Linked DNA regions of Mus musculus: region 1 is linked to region 2. The links are chromatin loops, found by intact Hi-C in ENCODE. Cell type or tissue: heart. All regions are shown on one strand. Links, peaks and the distances in the headings refer to the core of each region. The heading gives the core; the rest is flanking DNA. Region 1 holds the start of Zfp629 (zinc finger protein 629). Region 2 has its middle 2.7 kb from the start of Fbxl19.

Region 1 (5,366 bases), core at 300-5,299, 130 kb before region 2:
GAGCTCACACTGAAGCTCTTCCCGCACTCGGGGCACTTGTAGGGCCTCTCGCCCGTGTGCGTGCGCTGATGGCGCAGCAGGGTGGCACTCAGTGTGAAGGTCTTGCCACAGACGGGGCACTTGAAGGGATCCTCGCGCAAATGTGTCCTCTGGTGCTTGATGAGCGTGGAGCTGTGGCCGAAACTCTTGCCACACTCCAGGCACTCGTAGGGCTTCTCCCCGGTGTGTGTGCGCTGGTGCTGCGTCAGCTCCGAGCTCTGGATGAAACTCTTGCCGCACTCGGTGCAGCGATAGGGCTTCTCGCCTGCATGGATCTTCTGGTGCTTGAGCAGGTTATGATTCTGGCCAAAGCGCTTGCCGCACTCCGGGCACTTGTAGGGCTTCTCACCTGTGTGCGTGGCCTGGTGCTGGATGAGGTCCGAGCTGCGGTAGAAAGCACGTCGGCACTCGCCACACTTGTAGGGCTTCTCCCCGGTGTGGGAGCGCTGGTGCTTGATGAGGTTGGTGCTTTGTGTGAAGGCTTTCTCGCACTCCGTGCACTTGTAGGGCTTCTCGCCCGTGTGCGTGCGCTGGTGCTGCACTAGATTGGAGCTCCAGCTGAAGCACTTGCCACAGTCGGGGCACTTGTAAGGCTTCTCGCCTGTGTGTGTGCGCTGGTGCTGCACCAGGTGCGAGCTCTGCGTGAAGCTCTTGCCGCACTCTGAGCACGTGTTGGGCCGCTCCCCCGTGTGGATTCGCTGGTGCCGCAGCAGTTTGGACCACTGGCTAAAGCTCTTGCCACACTCGTTGCAGATGTATGGCTTCTCGGCCCCAGATGGGCGTCCCTGCACCAGCTCCCGCAGGCTGGGTTCACTGGCAGTGACTACAGGTGTGCTGTTCCAGGGGGTGAGGGTTCCCCACTGCCAATTGGTCTCACAGGCCTTGGTCCACTCTGACGGGGAAGGGACTACCTCGGGGGCTGATGGGTCCATAGGGGTCTGGTGATCTAAGGGGGAAGAACCCAGGGGGGTTGGGGAATCCTGAGGGGCTGAGGCATCCTGGGAGGGGCTCTCCAGGGGCATCTCTGATGGGTCCTTGGATTCTGGACTCTGAGCCGGATCTCCCAGGATGATCTCCTCCCCAGAACTTTCCTGCTGAGGGCTCTCCTCTTCGTTCCCACTTCCAGCACCTACAGACAGAAAGGGAGTCTCCAGCCCCCATCTCCTTTCAGAACATGGGGTCTGGTCTCTCTTCCCTCCCCTGTGACTGCCCACAGTCCCTTGTGCCCCTCACCTCTATGAGCCTCATTCTGGCTCTCTTCAGGACCCTGCAGATCCGGGCCCCACAGCACCGTCTCAGGCTCCATCCCACGGCTGCAGACTGTGAAGGTTCCAGGGTCTCTGGTGGGGAGAGATGGGTACACAATGGGACCAGGTTTAGTGCTTTTCTTTGTGCTCCCACTTGTGTGACTCTCGGGGACCTGCCGCCACTCACTTCTCCGACACCATTTCTCACTGAGCCCCTTAGTCTCAAAGGCCTGGTTCCAAATACTGCAAATCTTCCAGATTGCAATGAAGCAAGTCGGTGAATGGAGAGGCAATGGAAACCCCATCGTCATAACCCTCTGTACCTGCACTGAAGGCTGGAGCGCTATCCAACATTCAGATGGGAGGCAGGCTTTCACCCCACACATCTGATGCCCAGAGGCCTGGAAACGTGTTATTTTGCAAATCAGAGGAAGCTCATTAAGACTCCAATTTTCTTCCTTTATGGGACTGCTAATTGAGAGCAATAAACTTTTCCCTTATGAGCCCCAGAGAGAACTGAGACTGACTCTTTTTAAGGGGTTAAAAAAAAAAGTTTCCCTGAAGGGACAACTACTCACAAAGAGTGGGGGCAGTTTGCCATTCTCCAAGCACAGAGGATAGCCTATGGGTGGGAAGGGGAGTCTGAAGTCAGGGGCTCCTACAGGAGACGAAGGCAAGGAAAAGGGGAGCCTGACTCGGTGGCATACTTGGGAGATGGAAACCAGAGGATCAGAAGGTCAAGGTCAAGGTCAGTCCCAGCTACCCGAGACCTTGTCTCAAACAAAATGAAGGAGAAAGGACAAGCAAGGAGGGGAGGGAAGCAAGTGTGTAGAGAGCATAGGTGACTACCAGGTGTCTTCTTCCTTTCACTGCCTTGAGAGACTTAAGAGTCATTTGTCCATTTTACAGATTAGTAAGTAGACACTGGGGGAAATGTCTCCAAGGCCCCAAGGCGGGAAGTAACAGGGCTAAGACCACAAATTCCGCGTTCTGTGTTTGGCTTGCCCTGTGGCATGGGTTGACCTTGACAGTCACATGAGACTCCTACTTGTGGTCTCCTGGCAGGAGAGGAGGAGAGCTCGGAAGCCCGAGAATGAGCCAGAAAAGTGCAGGGAAGCCCAGTTCCCTCGGCTGCAAAAGTCAGACCCAGTGAGGAGGTCTGAGAGGCTGCGTCTCTGAGCTCTAGGTACGGATGTCCCCAAAGCCACCCAGACACACACCTGGGGACCCATCCTTCTGCCTTATTCTTTTTGTTGATGCTTCATCACACACCTAGGACAAGTACCCAGTAAAAACTCTGCTGGAGGACTGAGTGAGCTGGACACCTCATGCTCCCAGAAAGCCAGCCTATCTTGTTCAGTGTCTTTTAAGATCAGTTTGCAGATCGATGTCAGAAAAGTGACATAAGTTCGTCAGAGTGAGCCCCCAGGGGAAGGAGTCATATCTGTCACTCAAAATCCCGGGGGTGATCCCCAGGAGAGAGAACAGGGCTGCAGGAGGGCGCTGACATCTAACGGAATCCCTGGAATAATCTACCCTCGGGGTGACAGTGTGCATAGGTACTTTGTGCACAGGGACAAAGAGGACAAAGCTCACCAAGAGGTAGCTGGGGTGTGAAGCAGGTGAAGCAATGGACAGCTGACCAACTGCTAATGCAGCCGAGAAGTGAGTTAGCCATCCCCTATCTCTAAGTGTTTTTAGGGAGAGATGGGGGCCCCCCGGAGAGGAGAAGGTTACCCTGCTGAGCTGACCGAGAACAGGTAGGAGCTTAGATACTTGGACAGAGAAACTTAAAACTCAAGGGCCTACCGTAGAAGGGAAAGAGTTAATAACCAGGCCACATGCAAGAAGTAGCAAAGACTGCGAGGCGACTACTACTGGGAACCAGCCCAGGCCCAAGAGCGCCAGCCTCCTGCCCCGGACGACCCCCAGAGGACCGAGGCGGGAAGGACTGCCGGAGACGGCTGCCTTCCCGCGGAGGTGCGCGCGGCCCAGGGTGACCCTGACCAGGAGGCAGCGGGACCGCCCTCGACGCCGCCCCCCGCACCCCGGCGGACCAAGACTTGAGCGCCTCCGGCCGGGAGCACCCACCCTGTCCCCGGCTCCCAAAGCCCAGGCGAGCCGCCGGCGTTCCCTCCCCGCCGCGGACGCCCAGGCTGCCCGGCTCCGGGAGAGCGGCGGCCGCCTCGCCGCCCCCGGCCGGACTCGCTCTCTGGGCGCGCGCGCCTCCCCTCCCCCACGGCGGTCCCCGCGCGGTTCTCACAATCCCCCGGCCGCCGTCCCCCGCCGCCCCGGGCCCGGCCTGCGCCCCTCGCCCGTCGCCGCCTCCTTGGCCCTATTGTTCCCCGGCGGCTGTCCCGGGCCTCCAGGCCACCCCGGGAACCCAGGCGGCCCCAACTCACGGCTCTGGGGTCTGGGAAAAGCCGAAAGGCAGAGGCCAGCCCCAGGGGACTTAACCCCTTAAGTGCCCTGCCTCGGGGGACGGGCTAGATGCCGGGAACTCTAGGGTCCTTCTCAAGGGGTGATTCCAGGCTGAGGACCCGGGGACCAGTTCAGGGTGACTGGGACGGAGCAGGAAGTGACCCCAGCTTCCCGGGCCCCTCTAGCCTGGAGTCAGAACATCAGCTCTATGGGATTTAACCCTTTGCCTCCCACAGCCTGGGAAAAAATGAGGGGGTGGGTATGGAAGCAAGGAGGTGGCTGATGACGCCCCTCTCCCAGTGTCTAGTGGAATCACGGAAGATCAGCTTTTGGGGGAGCTCAGAGGCCGGCGAAGGTCTTCGGATTTCTGGCCATTCTCTCCAAAGACTCTGCCAGCCGCTCAGTTAAGCTGATCTCAGATTCGGCCGCCGCGGGTCCCCTGAGACCCGCCTTTGTTTGGACTCACCCAGGACTGGGGCTGGTATGCCTGGGTTGGTGATTAGGAGGTGAAAGCAAAGGTTGGGTGGGCTGACCTAGCGGTAAGAGCAGAAGCTAATGGGCCAGGCAAGGCTACCCAGCGCTACGGACCCTCTTACCCACCTCTCACCCCCCCACCGGTGGTCAGGTCTCCCTGGAGGAAGAAACTGACAAGGTAGGCAAGCATTACCCCTTCCCAGCAGCTCGGTGGTAAGGTATGCAACTCACTGCAGGGCAATCCTTCCATAAACTTAGGGAGCAAGAAGTAGTGGTGAATTCCTGTAATTCCGTTGCTTGGGAGACAGAGGCAGGAGGACCTGAAGGTTCAAAATATTCGTGGCCCACATAGCTCCAGGCTACCTAGCGAGACCCTGTTTCTAAACAAGGAACCTCACAGGGCTCCCAAACTGTTCCTGCTTGTGTCTCATTTTCTCCCCACCACATCCTGAGAGAGGACTTAGAATCATCCCCATTTTACAAGGCAAATTAATCAAGACATGAGATGTGAGGTAAAGTTCGAGGCCACAGTTTTCAATGAACCCAGGTGTGAGGAGACCAGAGTTGAACAATTGAACATTCTACCCTCAAAAAGTTCCATAGTAGCTAAGCACACCACCTGTAATCTTCAGCCATTAGTAGGCTGAGGCAGGAGAATCAAGAGTTGGACTTCAGGATCAGCCTGGGATGCACAATAGGACTCGTTTCAAACCTTAAATAAATAAATAAATAAATAAATAAATAAATAAATAAATAAATAAATTCCAAGCCCTGTATGGGAGTGAATAGCTGTGACTCTAGCACTGCAAGCTGACACAGGAAAATCACCATGAATTAAGACCAACCTAGGTGAATATATACTGGCTGGGTCAAACCCCCCTCCCCCACACATGTAGCAGATGTATATAGCTCGGTCTTCATGTGAGTCCTCCACAGCTGGATCAGGGGTTGTCTCTACAGCTTTTGCCAGCCTGTGGATTTTGTTCCCCTAACTGGGCTGCCTTGTCTGGTCTCAGTGGGAGAGGATGCATCTAGCTATGTTTGATGTGCCAGGGTGAGGGAATAGAAACAGGGGAGGCTCCACCCTCTCAGAAGAGAAGGGAAGGGGGATAGGGGCAGGCCTGGGAAGAAGGGGGCAGCAATGGGGATATAAAGTGAATAAATAAATTAATGGGGGGAAAAGAC
Region 2 (5,299 bases), core at 300-5,299:
TTAGCAAGGTCACACATCCTAAAACAGATCTTTCTCATTTAAGCCTTCAAGTCACATGGTGTGACTAGAAGAACAAGTTCCAGGCCAGGCTGGACAAGTTACTGAGACTTTCCAATTCATAGGGGTTCTTTTGTTTTGCTTTGTTTTTTCTTTCTTTCCTTTGGAGATGGGGGGGTCTTTGCTGTGTTACTTAGGCTGGTTTAAAATTCTTGGGCTCAGGAAACGCTCCTACATTAGCCTCTTTGGTGCATCTCATGTTTTCATTCTACAGCTTGTGTTTGCTGGTGGTAAAATTTTCACTTACGAAGTGGAAAGGTGAGTGTTGTCTTCCTTCCTCCTACTTTACCTTCCCAGTGCAGCAGTGGGGCTCAGGGTTTAAAGCATGGGAGCCCAGCACTTTCCCGCTGATGAGCCTGAGCCACACCCATCCTCTCTGGAGTCTTCTGTGCAATCTCCTGTCAGTAGGTAGGGTGCAGAAACTCTACTCAGCGGTGAAGGACTGACTATAGAGAAGCGGTATCTGAGTGTGATGGCGTACAATTTTAAAGCCCCGCACTCCCGCACTCAGGAGGCAGAGGCAGCAGGATCTCTGTGAGTTGGAGGCCAGCCTGGTCTATATGGTTCTAGGTTACTTGGAGCTACACACTAAGCCCTGTCTGAGAGAGAGAGAGAGAGAGAGAGAGAGAGAGAGAGAGAGAAAATGGCCCTTAGTTCTCAATAAGCTTTTATCATGCACAACAGATAGGATAGGGACTACAGACTGTGGGAAACAAGGGAGTATAGTGCTTTTTGTTTCCAAAACCTAAATTCTGGTATTTGAGCTTCATTTTTAGTTAGTATGTATGTATCTATGTATCTATCTATGTGTTTTTTTTAGACAGAGTTTCTCTGTGTAGCCCTGGCAGCCTGGAGTACTGAGATTAAAGGCCTGCACCACCAGACTGGCTTTTTTCCCTGCATGTGTGCATCTTGGTGGTGTTAGGTGCGTGTTCATATAGGTGCCCTCAGGCCAGAAGTGTCAGAGCCACAGAGTTTAGTTACAGGCAGTTGTGAGATGCCTGATGCGGGTGCTGGGAATTGAACTCCCATCCTTTGCAATACCAAATGCTTTTAACTACCGAGTCAAATCTATAAACTTCATTTTGTTTAAAAGGGAAGCAGGCCGGGCAGAGGTGGCGCACGCCTTTAATCCCAGCACTCGGGAGGCAGAGGCAGGCGATTTCTGAGTTCGAGGCCAGCCTGGTCTACAAAGTGAGTTCCAGGACAGCCAGGGCTACACAGAGAAACCCTGTCTCGAAAAACAACAACAAACAACAACAAAAGGGAAGCAGGTACTTGGCTCCAGCTGTTCCTTTATCCAATAATGCAAACTAATTCAGACTCTTGAACTTTAAAAAAAAAACACATTTATTTAATGTATATGAGTGCTCTATCTGCGTGCACATCTACCAGAAGAGGGCATCAGATTCCAGTATAGATGGTTGTCAGCCATCATGAGGTTGCTGGGAATAAATTCAGGACTTCCAAAAGAGCAGCCAGTGCTCCTAACGTCTGAGCCATCTCTCCAGCCTGACTTTAGAATTTTTGAAGATACATTAGAAGTCTAACTTTATATGCTAATTTTGCTGTGCTCATGTTAAATGCACATAACTGGATTTTGATTAGTCTATAAATGTTACAGAAGTTCTCAACCTGGGCTCTGGACTTGAGTTTAAATTCTGGCTCTATCATTTATCTGTTGTGTATAGCTGAGTGTAAAAAAATATCAACTGTGAGTTTTCCTTTCTGTATCACACACGATAAAAATGTGTGTCCTGGAGAAGGACTTAAAATCTTTTACATTTCTTCCTTTTTGTCAGACTTTTATGCAAATGTTTCATTCCTTCCCACCCTGTCAAACCTTTGTCTGCACAGAGGCCCACTACTCTATTCTAGGGATTTGATGGCCTGGGACAGTGACTGCTTTGCCCTCCTCCATTTCCGGTGCACCAATTCTTTTCAGACTAGCCAGCTGAATAAGATTGTGAGGCCAGGCCCCAACCAATGGGAAAAAGACACAGTCACTGCCTGAGGTAGAATACAAACTAAAAATCTTTCTTTGTGTGTTCACTCTCTCAAGCCCATCTTCTTTTGTTGTTGTTGTTGGTGGTGGTGGTGGTGGTGGGATGTTTTTTGGTTTTGTTTTGTTTTTGTTTTTTCCCGAGATAGGGTTTCTCTGTATATCCCTCAATGTCCTGGAATTCACTCTGTAGACCAGGCAGGACTACTCAAACTCAGAAATCTTCCTGCCTCTGCCTCACAAGTGCTGGCCATAAAGGTGTGCCACCTGGCTATTACAGGCTTCTTAGGATCAAATGAGAGGCTGAACGCATTTGGTATTCCAGGTGGGACTGAGATGTAAACTCCTTGCAGAGTGCTTTGCCTCCCATCAATGATATCTGGTTTGATTCCCAGCAGGGCAAAACCAAACAACACCTGTGAGGTGCATCCAGCAAGCTTCCAAGTTAGTGGAAAGGACACTAAACAAAGCTCATCTGGGAATTACTAGAAGGTTTTATTGTGGCAGTGGAATTTTAATAGGAACTTGATGGGTAAACAACTGGGTGGAGACGTGGGATGGATGAAAAAGTACAACTTTGGTCCACGCAAGGAGAGCGCTAGAAGGCCAGAAAGCAGTCCTTGCTAGTTGAAAGAAACGCCGCCGTGTGGATTTAAAATGGACAGACACTTCCCTGGGAGCCACGACTGTTACGGGGCTGCAAGGAGCCCCTACTTAGGTTAAGGCTAGTAGTCCTAGCAAACTGAGACTTGACACAGTTTTGACCGGAGTTAACTTCCTAAGCAGAAAAACCACACCCACCAAGTCTCCAGTAGGGCTGGAAACCCAGCAGAGACAAGGAAGCAGAGATTGGCTTGGGGTAGTACTGAGCAAATTTTCTAGGACGCAGGAGGTCATCCACATGGCACAAAGCAGTCCCTTTGGCAACTGAGAGTTCACCGGAAGCCTCCAAGGCTCAAAAGACAAGGCATGAGGCTTCACAGCTCCAAAGGCTACAATTCAGGTTGAGAAAATTTGGTCAGTGTGTGCGTCCTCTGTTAAAAGGAGAGAGGGCGCCCCCTGGGAAGAGTGCTGGGTAGAGATGGTTGGAAGACTCAGATGAGGACTGAAGAGGGAGGGGTGGGGGTTAAGATGGGGGTAGCCTACTCGTCAATTTTCTTTTCGCAGAAGCTAACTGTCCGGCATGATGGATTCCTGGGCTTCCAAAACGGCTGGGCTGAAAGGGAGCTCGAAAAAATAACTGCAGCCACACGCCCCGTGCCAGAACTGGTTACTTTCTTGAATACTTTTAACGCTAATTCAGCGTGGAGGTGAGTATTAATCATAACCCCTTTCGGGTAAGAAACTTAGGTCTGATGACTTCCTACGGTGGAAAGGAGATTTTGTATATTCCAAGGTCGTCTTCCTTTGGTTCGCACCACGTGTAAGGTATTAATTTGCAAAGGTTTAAGATAGGAAGCATCGTGTGCGAGACGTCCAGTCTTTATAAGGAACAACAGCGTGGGTATACTTTTCGGAGAGAACCACGCCTCCCTTGTCGCGACAATATTGGTTATGGTTTGCGTTCTTTTAAAATATGAAATCTTCACGATCCGAAAAGGCGGACATTCTATATTCCCAGGTCACTCCGATGTTTCTCTCTCCCGCACTGATTCCCACAGGTGACATCAATTCTCCGCCACTGGAGAATGAAAACTTGGGACTACATTTCCCTGCAAGCCCTTTAGAAAAGGAGGCCAAGAGCAAAGAGACTTTCCGTTTCCGTCCGCTAGCAATTTGGCGTGTTCACGGTGATACATATTTCAACAGTAGCGTCCTTTCTCTGTACAACTAAAGCAGAGACTACATAACCCACCAGGTACCGGCACCGAGGGGCAAGCGACTAGGTTGCCATCTCTGTAGTAGTCCTCTCCTACACATCCGCCGAGAATAGTATTAGCGGTTGGACTACAAATCCCATAGCATCATGTGCTCCTTCACCCTCCATCTTTGTGGTAGTCCCCGCCCCGCTCACTTCCATTGTCTCGACAGAAGATAAAGAGGGGAGCGAGGAAGACTACAATTCCCGTCTGGCTTTGCATCATCGAGTGCGGGATTTTGATAGTTCAGGCGGGCGAGGAGCTCCAAGTGGTAGAATGAAGCAGCCAGGAAAGGTTAGGTATCCTGCCATCTTTACGGTAGTCTCTTTATCCTCCCGGTTCTGGCATTCTTAAAGGAACATAGGAAGGCTAGAAAACTACTATTCCCATCCCACTTCATAAGATCGACTTATTAGGTGTACGCCCCTCGATCGCCATCTTGCTTGTAGTCCTCGTTTCTTTTCACCTTTCCATTGTTCCTGATGAGTAGAAATGGCAGCGGGAAGGCAGCAGCTGGACTGCGACTCCCGTCAGGTACCACACGCGCGGAGGGTTGTGGACCAGAGGGCGTGTGAGTGCCTGGAAAGGAGGTCGGGTCGGGGGAAAAGGCCATCTTGCTTGTAGTCATTCTTCCCGCTCCTTCTCTATGTCCTGCTACGGGGAGTCTCGGGTCAACTGGACTATAATTCCCGCCATGCTCGGCTTCCAGCGTGGCATCCTTCTCGCCATCGTATTTGTAGTACCGGCTGGCCCTTGTGTCCCACTTTTCCCACGATAGTGCTAGAATTTGGAGAACTACAACTCCCGTCGTGCTTTGCACGCGCTCGTCCTGGAAAGTAAAGGTGGTGAAGGAAGGAGGGAGAAGGGGGCGGGGTTCCTCTGGGAGAAGGAGGGAGTAAAAAGGAGGAGGAGGTGGGAAGAAGGGAGGGAAGAGGGAGGAGAGGAGGAAGGAGGAAGGAGCTGAGGAGGGATGAGAGCGGCGACCTGGGCCCAGGGCCGAAGCAGCGCGAGGCTAGGGGAGTAGGGGTGCTAAGACATCCCAACTGCCCCCACCCCCTTCCTGCCTCTGCCCCATCCTTTCCTTATACCCTCCCATTTTAGGAGTGGATTTATTCAAATTTTATTTAAATCTTTATATCTTGAGGGTCGCGCGTTTGAAGGGGGGAGGGCGGGGGCGCGTGCAGGCTGGGGGGGGCGGGGCCGGAGCAGCTTCCTTCACCCCCCTCTGCGCGCCCTGTCTCTGTAGGTCAGGGGGCCGCAGTACAGGGGCGGACCCAGGGGAGGGGGGCAGGTTGCAGCGACCCCCCCCTCCCCGGGAACCGGCGGTGGGCGGGGTTTGAACCCCGGAAACGGTGGGGGGCCCCTGGTCTTTCCCTGGACC

What was found. Peaks named below come from ENCODE experiments on the same cell type or tissue, not always from the same donor. Only the 100,000 strongest peaks of a DNase experiment are listed, where the experiment ranks them.
Region 1: it touches region 2 in a loop (2.1-fold over the local background); 1 of 42 quality-filtered maps calls a loop at or near these places.

What each region holds. Positions count from the first base shown.
Region 1 is chr7:127,611,395-127,616,760 of GRCm38, forward strand. Zfp629 (zinc finger protein 629) reads right to left here and starts at 3,878. Exons shown (of 3, transcript NM_001362196.1): 1 at 3,689-3,878; 2 at 1,273-1,379; 3 at 1-1,168. The coding sequence starts at 1,345. In heart, for the core only: a CTCF peak has its summit at 3,268; DNase peaks (open chromatin) are centred at 2,387, 3,247 and 3,877; H3K4me3 peaks cover 2,523 bases; H3K27ac peaks cover 2,172 bases.
Region 2 is chr7:127,741,416-127,746,714 of GRCm38, forward strand. It overlaps a transcript of Fbxl19 not described here. Among named protein-coding and RNA genes, the nearest start is that of Fbxl19, 2.7 kb to the right of the region's middle. In heart, for the core only: CTCF peaks have their summits at 3,113 and 3,933; DNase peaks (open chromatin) are centred at 3,076, 4,066, 4,606 and 5,286; H3K4me3 peaks cover 2,649 bases; H3K27ac peaks cover 2,741 bases.